Linked DNA regions of Homo sapiens: regions 1 and 2 are each linked to region 3. A link is a contact called in ENCODE Hi-C or POLR2A ChIA-PET data. All regions are on one chromosome and are shown on one strand. Each heading gives the region's core, a stretch centred on a gene start or an enhancer-like site at or near the end of the contact. The rest is flanking DNA. Distances are from core to core; before and after follow the strand shown.

Evidence for each region. A loop is a pair of places that touch in the nucleus more often than their neighbours do. ChIA-PET counts read pairs that join two places held with the same protein, here RNA polymerase II (POLR2A). Pooled maps may share reads with other maps.
Region 1: a map of posterior cingulate gyrus shows a loop between it and region 3 (9-fold over the local background). The contact joins the enhancer-like site here to the promoter of FHOD3 in region 3. A Hi-C loop is called at or near these places in 3 of 168 maps with a recorded cell type or tissue (gastrocnemius medialis, heart left ventricle and posterior cingulate gyrus) and 2 of 50 pooled maps. POLR2A ChIA-PET finds 5 or more read pairs at or near these places in 2 of 52 experiments (H1 and HEK293T).
Region 2: a pooled map shows a loop between it and region 3 (2.8-fold over the local background). The contact joins the promoter of RPRD1A here to the promoter of FHOD3 in region 3. A Hi-C loop is called at or near these places in 7 of 50 pooled maps. POLR2A ChIA-PET finds 5 or more read pairs at or near these places in 3 of 52 experiments (HEK293, WTC11 and activated B cell).

The regions. Positions count from the first base shown.
Region 1 is chr18:36,481,416-36,484,384 of GRCh38, reverse strand. All of the region lies in intron 3 of FHOD3 (formin homology 2 domain containing 3), which reads right to left. Among named protein-coding and RNA genes, the nearest start is that of FHOD3, 190 kb to the right of the region's middle. Within about 2 kb of position 1,344, at least 3 of the 41 ENCODE cell types and tissues checked have a DNase peak (open chromatin) inside an H3K27ac peak, as active enhancers do; they include gastrocnemius medialis, where a contact is called at or near this core.
Region 2 is chr18:36,065,841-36,068,813 of GRCh38, reverse strand. It overlaps RPRD1A (regulation of nuclear pre-mRNA domain containing 1A), which reads left to right and starts at 1,255. Exons shown (of 7, transcript NM_018170.5): 1 at 1,255-1,560. The coding sequence starts at 1,410. RefSeq lists enhancers at 1,076-1,305, 1,017-1,532, 1,416-1,555.
Region 3 is chr18:36,296,395-36,299,150 of GRCh38, reverse strand. It overlaps FHOD3 (formin homology 2 domain containing 3), which reads right to left and starts at 1,438. Exons shown (of 29, transcript NM_001281740.3): 1 at 1,151-1,438. The coding sequence starts at 1,315. RefSeq lists silencers at 1,196-1,265, 1,386-1,675 and an enhancer at 1,615-2,592.

The sequences.
Region 1 (2,969 bases), core at 95-2,594, 190 kb before region 3:
AGTCTGGTATGTGGCATGGGAGAGACATAGGAGTCCACGCACATCCTACCTTCAATTGCAAAGCAGGTCATCGGAGGTTCAGGCTACACATTTTCTGAGACATATATTAAAAGAACTAGACAATTGAACAGAAAAAGATGTCAAGAAGTCAACAAAAGGGAAGCAACAAGTGGCACAGGTTGCCTATATGAAGGAGCCCTCACAGCTAAGAATTATCCACAGCTGGGACTGTCACATAGGATTTTTAAATAGTCTAGCAGAAATACAATAGTTGATGTATGTGATATCTTTAATCGTCTCACACTTGAATGTGCACAGCAATCACCTGGGGAACTTGACAAGAACAGATTTAGCTTCAGCAGATCTGGGGTAGGGCCTGGGATTCCGCATTTCTACCAGACTCACAGTTGGTGTCCCCACAGCTGGTGAATGGTCCTGGGAGGATGCTCAGAGAACCACTGACCTCGGGGCATGTAGTTAACACCTGCAGTGCTTGAAGAGGTGGCCAGTTTGAATGTGAAGGAGTCCATGCCAGGAGTGGCTATTACATGTGCTTCTAATCCTGCTATCGACATCTGCTCCAGAGGGCTCATTAACCAGCATCAGAGATGACAAAATGCTTCTCCGATGGCGAAATGTATGACATTCAAGATATGTCATTGGCCAGAAAGGTTGCAGAGGCACATACATCCACCCTTTAATGACAATCTCTGTACCAGTTCTTCATATGAAAAATGGGTTAATATAAAACCTACCCTGTTCATGTGAAAATACTTGGTAATGTGTTTTACTAGCATTAATTATGGTTTTGTTCACCTTGGAATAAAACATAAAGAGCCAGTGGAGTGCAGACTCCTCTGACATATACACGTTCTTCAATACTCAGTAGATGGATAAAGTAATAGACAGCAATACACAAAAAGATACTGGGCTAGCAAGAGTAAAGAGTGGGTGGGATCTTAGTACCACTTCTTCTCCTTTCCCTCCTTGGTTCCAGGACAGTGGTTGGCTGTGCTGAGTGGAGCATCTGGCTGAGCCCGACTGTGCCTGGGAGCTTTGCCGTCCATCTGTCAGTGCCAACCAACACTGCTCCTGCCTCTCCATCAGCCACACTTTTCTGCTGGCTTAGTCCTGGGCTCAGGACATACCATAAGACCTGGGTCACTTCCAGATTAAGTTACAAAGTAGAATCTTTGTGACTGGCCTTCAAACACCAGAGGTCAAACCATCTGGCAAAATTCCCCAAAATCCCAAATTCTTCCAATCCTCCCACTCACAAAGCAGTCTTCCTGGCTGCTCCAGAGCCAGGATGGGGAGCCTTGGAGCTGCATTTGAAGTGAAGTTCCATCTCTCTTCCCACTATTCTGAGCCCACACAGGCATGGGTCTGGCTGGCTCAGAAAAGATTTCATCATGGCCCTTGGCTATCATTTTTAACTGCAGTTGAGTCATGCATTGTAAACCTGGCAGGTAGTCTACAATGTTCTCGTTCTCTCTCTCTCTCTCTCTCTCTCTCTCTCTCTCTCTGTGTGTGTGTGAGTGTGTGTGTGTGTGTGTGTGTGTTTGTTCACCGGATGATCTCGGAATAGACTCAATTCCATTCAAGTCAAACAAACATTTATTGGACTCCATGAAGTGTGAAAGAAAGATAAAAGACTTGCTCTCAGGGAGTTTGCAAACTAGTGTGAAAGCAATTACACAAAGTATAAGACAGGACAAACCAAAAAGTCCTGGTGACTCTGCTTTGGAGACCCACAGCAGAGGAACCACGGGGTCTGCATCAGTTGCTCAGGGTAGAACCCTGTCGCCAGCCTTCTTGCCTCTCCCTACTATACTCCCAGTCTCATCTGGCAAGGAATCCCACATCCAACCCTTTCTTACTACTGCCCTGGTACACTTCTGGCCTAAGCAATCATGCCTTGCGGGGCGGGGGGGTCACGCAGTGGTCACCCTGCTTCTCCCCTTGTCCTCATATAACCCTGATCCTCCAGATCCTTCTGGGTGAGACTTCCCTGGCTATCTAAAATCTCAGACGTGCACCCAAATATACTCTTCTTTCAGAAGCACGTGTCTGTTTTTCTCTCATAGCACTTATCATTATCACACTATGTATTTTACTGATTTACCTTATGTGCTGTCTCCCCCACTGAAATGTAGGCTCCATAAAAACAGGGATTTGTGTCTGCTTTACACACTGCTGTATCCCCAAGACCTTAAACAGTGACTGACACATAATAGGTAGGGTGAATGAAAGAACCAGTACCCTCCCCCTCCTTCCCTCTTCCTCTTATCTTATGAATAGGGTATTTGAAGTCTGTTTCCACCACCTTCTTTTTTTTATAATTTGAGAGCTTGAAATAATTTTCAGGATCTTTAAGACATAAGGTGTCAGACATACATACCTTCTGCCTAATTCCTTAAAACTCTAACCCATAACAAGCTCCCTTTACATCACTGTTCGGAGTTGAGGAAACATGAATTAATTTGTTCTCACTTTCAACTAGATTAACAGCAGAAGTCACAGTTTCAGAAAGACTGCCTCTGATTCAATAGTGCAAAGACTTTTTTTTTTAAATGGGTAGGAGGCAAAGGAATGTCTTTTAAAATGTCAGCCATGAGAGAAAAATACCTTTGTCTTTGACAGTTTATACAAAAATTGTGTTTAGCCTGCTTCCAACATTAATTCCCATGGTAATAAAAGTCAAATTTTTGTCATTTGTATTTTGTTTATTTCAAGGTGAGACACTATCTCAAAATACCAAGAGAGAAAAATGTCTGCGTGGTATCTGTCCATGGTACCAACGGAACCCAAATGTCCCCGTTTTCAGAACCATGTAAGAAAGCTCTGTTGCAACCAACTTGGGTGGGGAGGGGGTGAAAAGAGAAAGTGGGAAGAAGGGAGGGTGGTGACTGCTATCCTGAAAAAAAAAAAAAAGTTGTCTGCCTTTTCCCCAGCCCCCACTTTACAGC
Region 2 (2,973 bases), core at 6-2,505, 230 kb after region 3:
ATGAAAACAATATGGACACAATTTAAGGGCTCCAATTCTGATCCTCTCCCTGAGACCAGTATTCATGTGGTGTGTATTCCTCCAAACCTTTGCCATGAGTTTACGTACTTGTGAACCCATATGAACTACATACCTTTAAACAAGAAGTGGTATACTATACTTTTGCTTCTGTAATTAAAAAAAAATCCAGCTGGGCATGGTGGCTCACACCTGTAATCCCAGCATTTTGGGAGGCCAAGGTGGGAGGAATGCTTGAGCCCAGGAATTCGAGGTTGCAGTAAGCTGTGATCATGGCACTGAACTCCAGTCTGGGTGAGAGTGAGGCCCTCTCTCAAAAAGAACCTCATAAAAACCCACTCAAACCCTTCCAAATCCACCATATCTTGGATTAATCCATATTTTAAACTGCTGCATGTATTATGGAATATAGACGTATCTGTGTAGACTGCAACAGTGAATGTTCCAATTTTTCACTGTTACTGTGTTGGACTGAACACCTAGAATAAGCTTCCTGGTGCAAACATGCTGGTGTTTTTTCCAGCACTGACAGCAATTAGTGAAATTGCTAGGAAAGAGTATTCTTATAATTTTTAAATTTTTATTCATTTTTCATTTTTGTGGGTACATAGTAGGTGTATATATTTATGGAGTACATAAGATATTTTGGTACAGGCATGGCAATGCCTAATAATCGCATTATGCAAAGTTGGGTATCCATCCCTTTAAGCATTTATCCTTTGTGTTACAAACAATCCAATTATCCTTTTAGTTATTTTAAAATGTACAATTAAATTATTACTGACTCTAGTCCCCTGTCATGCTATCAAATACTAGGTCCTATTTATATTTAGTCCTTCTATTAGTCCTTCTATTTAGCCCTCCCCCACTACCCTTCCCAGCCTCTGGTCACCATCCTATACTCTATTTAGGAAGGTGTATTTTTAACCGTAATTGGTCATGCAAATAGTCTTTAAAGTGCCTGCCCCAATTTATACCAGTTTACATGCCTATGTAGAGATCTGTAATCACTGCTTCTTTGACAGAGTTTCCATTAAGGAGGGTTCAGGCCTGGCAAACTCCCACCATGCCTCTGAGAGTAACCCAGGCATCACGCCCCTGTCCGCCTCCCCTGCACTTGTTTCGACTCCGCCCCTTCCGCCTGGCGGTTCCACTTCTCGGCCGCGCGTTTTCCCAGGGCTTGCAGCGGGAGGGGCGGGGCGTGGGTCCCTGTGACGTCACTGCCGGCCGGACGCCATCTTGCTGGTTTGCGGCCGGTCTTGGATGAAGCGGCGGCCGTGGTGAGAGCGTGGGGAAGGGTGGGGTGAGGGGGCGAGGCCGCAGCTAGGGCGGCGAAACTCTCCTCCCCTCGGCCCCACCGCGTGGGACGGCGTGAACGTGGTGTCGGAGGGATGTCAGCCTTCTCTGAGGCGGCGCTGGAGAAGAAGCTGTCGGAGTTGAGCAACTCGCAGCAGAGCGTGCAGACCTTGTCCCTGTGGCTCATTCACCACCGTAAACACTCGCGTCCCATCGTCACCGTGTGGGAGCGGGAGCTGCGGAAAGGTGAGTCAACCGCTTATGTCGGCCGCTTCCCACCACCCGGCCGGCCTCCAGGCGCCCCCGGGAACCCCGTTTCTCCAGCGCCCCCGGCTTCCCGGCGTCGGGATGCCAGCGCGCGGTGGTCTGCGGGCTTGGAGGAGCTGCGTGCACCACGCTTCTGCAAAGTCTGGGCTTAGATATTTATTGAATAAAGGAATGAATAATTAAAAAAGAAAACTCCGGTTAGCTTAACACGGAAACAGTAGCAGGGGGTTGGGACTCCACACCCAATTAGGGCCAGAAATTCAGGTGGTCAGGTATTTTTTTCATTCTGTGAATGATAATGGAGGATAAGGGAGGGAGAAGGTAGGGGAGTGGAAAGAAAAAGATTGGTGTGGGTTTGGGAGTTACTTCCGTCATTTCTGTAACGCAGCAACTTATTCTTGTGAAATTAATAGAGGAATAGTTTTAGAAGTCTAATATAAGAAGATGGGTAATGCAGTGGAAAAGACTCTGAATTTGTAGATTTTAGAGGGTCTCAATTGGGCAAGTTTCTTATAACTTCTGCGTTGCAGATGCCTTACCTGAAAAGGAGAGATTTAGAGTAAGTCACCTAAAGTCCTTTCCTATTCTATGATTATATGCCCTAATGCAGTGTCTTTGTTTTGCAAAACATTTGATAGTGTTCCTGTAAATGAAGTAAACTTTTTTGAGATGTCTGTCACTAAAATATTCAGAATCAGTTCATGTATGCAGAGCAACTTTGTAAAAAATTATCCTAGTGCGACTGAAAATAAAAAATTTCATTTGCTTAGTCTGAGCTTGTACTTTAATTCTTAATTCATTGGGTAGAGTGGACACTCTTCATTATTGTTGCAAACATCCTGATGGATATGATGGTTTTTTATCAAGTGTTAAAGGTTTTAACCGTTATTAATCAAAATAGACGCTTGCTTACTGAACCTTGTGAAAGCTATATGATGTATGTACGTAACAGCCAAAATGTGAGCCAAAATGTTGGCTGTATATAATGGAGACAATCTGTCCTTGTATATTGTTTGTGGTTATGAAAACGTCACCCATCCTTGAGAAGAAATTGATTTACAGCCTTGTTTTTCAGTTTATGTGTAAGTATGTGTGTATTGGCCCTGAATGAGGAATTCATCTTCTGTGAGTGGACGGAAAGGTTTCAGAAACACTGATATAAAGGTCTGGAAAGTAGCTGTGAACTTTGAAAAGTCAGGAATTAGCTTTGCTTTTACATTTTACTAGATTTCAGAATCGGTAACAGGTTTATCTTGTTTTTTGTTTTTGCAGAGAGCATTTAGAAACACATGTAATCAGTATAGGGTTGATACCCAGACTCTCTTAATAACTATTACAAATCAGTAAAAAAAAAAAATGGCAGTACTGTTTATAGGCATTTCACGTGAGGAA
Region 3 (2,756 bases), core at 189-2,688:
TACCACTGCTAAAGTCCACCAGTTTCCTCACACAACCAACCTCCTCCTCTACTTGCAAAGCAGGTCAACATCATACAGAAATCCGAGGTTTTTTTTTAAATCAATTTTGTTCTTTTGGGCATCAACGCTTATCTCTTCCAAATATGTGTTAATGTCGACCCTCAAGAAATAAATCATCTCCAAGCTTTGATATGAATCCTAGGCAGAAAAAATACTGGGAAGGTAATTTTGCAAGCTGCATTCAATCTGTCTAAGTGAGAGTAAGGGTTTTCCTAGGTAACGAAATGATTAGCTTTCAATACCCACCTCTTTGCAACAAATGCTTTGCAAGAGGCCTATCCTCCTGCAAAAGGTTTTATTTAAATAAAAATAACAAATAAAAAAAAAAAAACCTCTCTAACGGGTAGACTGAGCAGCCATTCTTCCCAGGGGACACTCATTTCGGGCTGCCAAGCTGAGGCTTTGTGAGCGCGCCGCCCCTCCGCGCCCCCGCCCCTCCTCCCACAGCGACTGCTCCTCCGAGGTTCCCAAGGCCACCTGCTTCTCAGAAGAAAAGGGGGATACCCTGAGCGCTATCGCAGTGTGCGGCCGGCGTCCCCGGCGGCGCCCCCGGGGGAAGGAGGAGGCGGTGTCGCCGGGAAGCGTGCTTTGTCGCGAGGGTCGCGTGGCCGCCCGCAGCGGCCCCAGAGGCCTGAGGGAGGTTTTGTCCCGGCCGTCGCTCAGAGCTCTCCTCTCCAAGGGACCTGAGTCTCGCGGCGCTCCGCTTCTTCCCGCGCCCCGCTTGGTGCCCGCCCGAGTGCCGAGGCCGACTGCCCGCGTCCTAGCCCCACCCCGCCCACCCGGCCGAGCTAACGGCGCGGCTCGGGGGAGCCTTCTCCATCCCGCCTCGGACCGGCTCGGCACCTGCTCTGCCACGCCCGCCCCCGGCTCTAGCTGTTCCTTCCCGCCCGCCCCGGAGGGTCCTGCGCCAACCAGCGGGTGCCTCGAGCCCTTCTGTCTAACGGGGAGGGGGATTTGCCCTCGAGCGATGGTCCCCCCGGGCCGCGCCCAGCCCAGCCCAGGGGGCCCACGAAGCCCCGGGACCCACCCCGGCGCGCACCGCGGCAGGGGGCTGAGTCCAGGGGGCCCAGCCCACCCCGCCGGGTCGTACCTTGTGCGGCGCCTGCAGCAGCCTATGGACCCCCGCCAGCTGGGTGCCGAGCGCGAGGTCCTCGCGGAACGTGAACAGCGGCGGCCGGCTGGGCTCGGGGAAGTTGGTGCTGTTGAAAGGGTCCGTGTCGTCCAAGAACTGCACCCGGCAAGCCAGCGTGGCCATGATGCATCCCTGCCGCGGGGGCGCGGGCCCCGGGGTTAGCGGGGCCGCGGGCCGGGACGCCCGGGTAGCTGCGCGCAGGGGAGGCCGCAGCCGCAGCTCGCTGGCTCGCGGACTCGCAGGCTCAGGCGCGCCGGGCTGCAGCCCGGGCTCCGGCCGCGGGGGGCGGGGCGGGGGCGGGGCCGGCGGGCCCCCTCCTTCCCCTCTCCCTCCGGCTCCTCCCCTCCTCCGGGTCCTCTACCCCCGGCCGGGCTGCCCCGAACGACCGGACCGCAGCCGGGAAAGTGCAAAGGAGACGGCTCGCGCGGCATCCGCAGCCCTGCGCCAAAGGCCGGCGGCGGAGGCGGGGCGGGGAGGCCGGGCGGCCGGACTCTGCTGCACGTGCGCCCCGCGGCCCAGGGCCGAGCTGCACCCCTCGGAGCCTGGAGGACCGAGTTGGGGAGTTGGGGGGTTGGGGGACGGGGAGACAGGCGGCCTTCTGACTTCTTCCCCACCCGGAGAAGGCTTAAGCCTTTCCAGATGAAGGCGGCGGCGGCCGGCTTCTGCTGCCCAGATTTGGAATACCCCGGCAGGGCACCAGGTGGCCAGGGAGCCGGCTTCGGCAGCAAGAGGGGTGGTGGCAGTGACCGGGAGCCCCACCTAAGGGTACGGGGAGGTTTCCCTTAGGGACAAAGAAGCTAAGAAAGAGGAGGGTGCGCCAGGGAACCCAGGCCGCTTTTAGGGCACAAGCCTAGAGTCGAGAGGCGTGGGGGCTGCGAGGCTTCGCTGCGGGACTCCAGCGCCGGGCCTGGACCCCGGGGCTCCCGGCGGATGCTGGTTAAACCTCTGCATCACCACGGCCTCTCCCCAGTTAGGCCGCCGAAAGCCCTAATTGGACCTTGTGGGGCCGCGGGGGCTTGGGGAGGTGGGAGCCCTTCTGGCAAGGTTCCCGAATTGCAGAGAGCCGGGGATGCCCTGGTAACCGAGGGACTGGGAAGGAAGGTTTGCGTCCTGCCCGCCCCTGCCAGGCGGGAGCGGCAAGACTCGGCGCTGCCTCCCACCGCTCTCCTCGCTGCTCACGGGCGACCCCCTTCGTTTTCAAGAAAAATTCACGGTTCTCCCTATTCCCAGGCCACAGCCAAGTTCCTGGTTCCTCCCCCCTTATATAGATCGCCCTCATAACACCCAGTCTCTCTTAACATCCGAGTGTTTTCAAGGCGACTCTATAACGCGTCTATCTCCCTTTCCTCTGGTTTCAAGGGAAAAGAAACCCTTATCCCTATTTAGCAGCCTCACCCACATCTTTAACCTCTCCCTCTCCGTGATCTCCCTCCCTGCCACACATACACACTTATGCCTGATCTTAAAATAATAATTCCACGACACTTCCGCTCCTTCCAGACGAACTTCTAGCTCTACTTTCTTTGTTATTTAACTCTTTGAATGAATCCTCTAGATTAGCCGT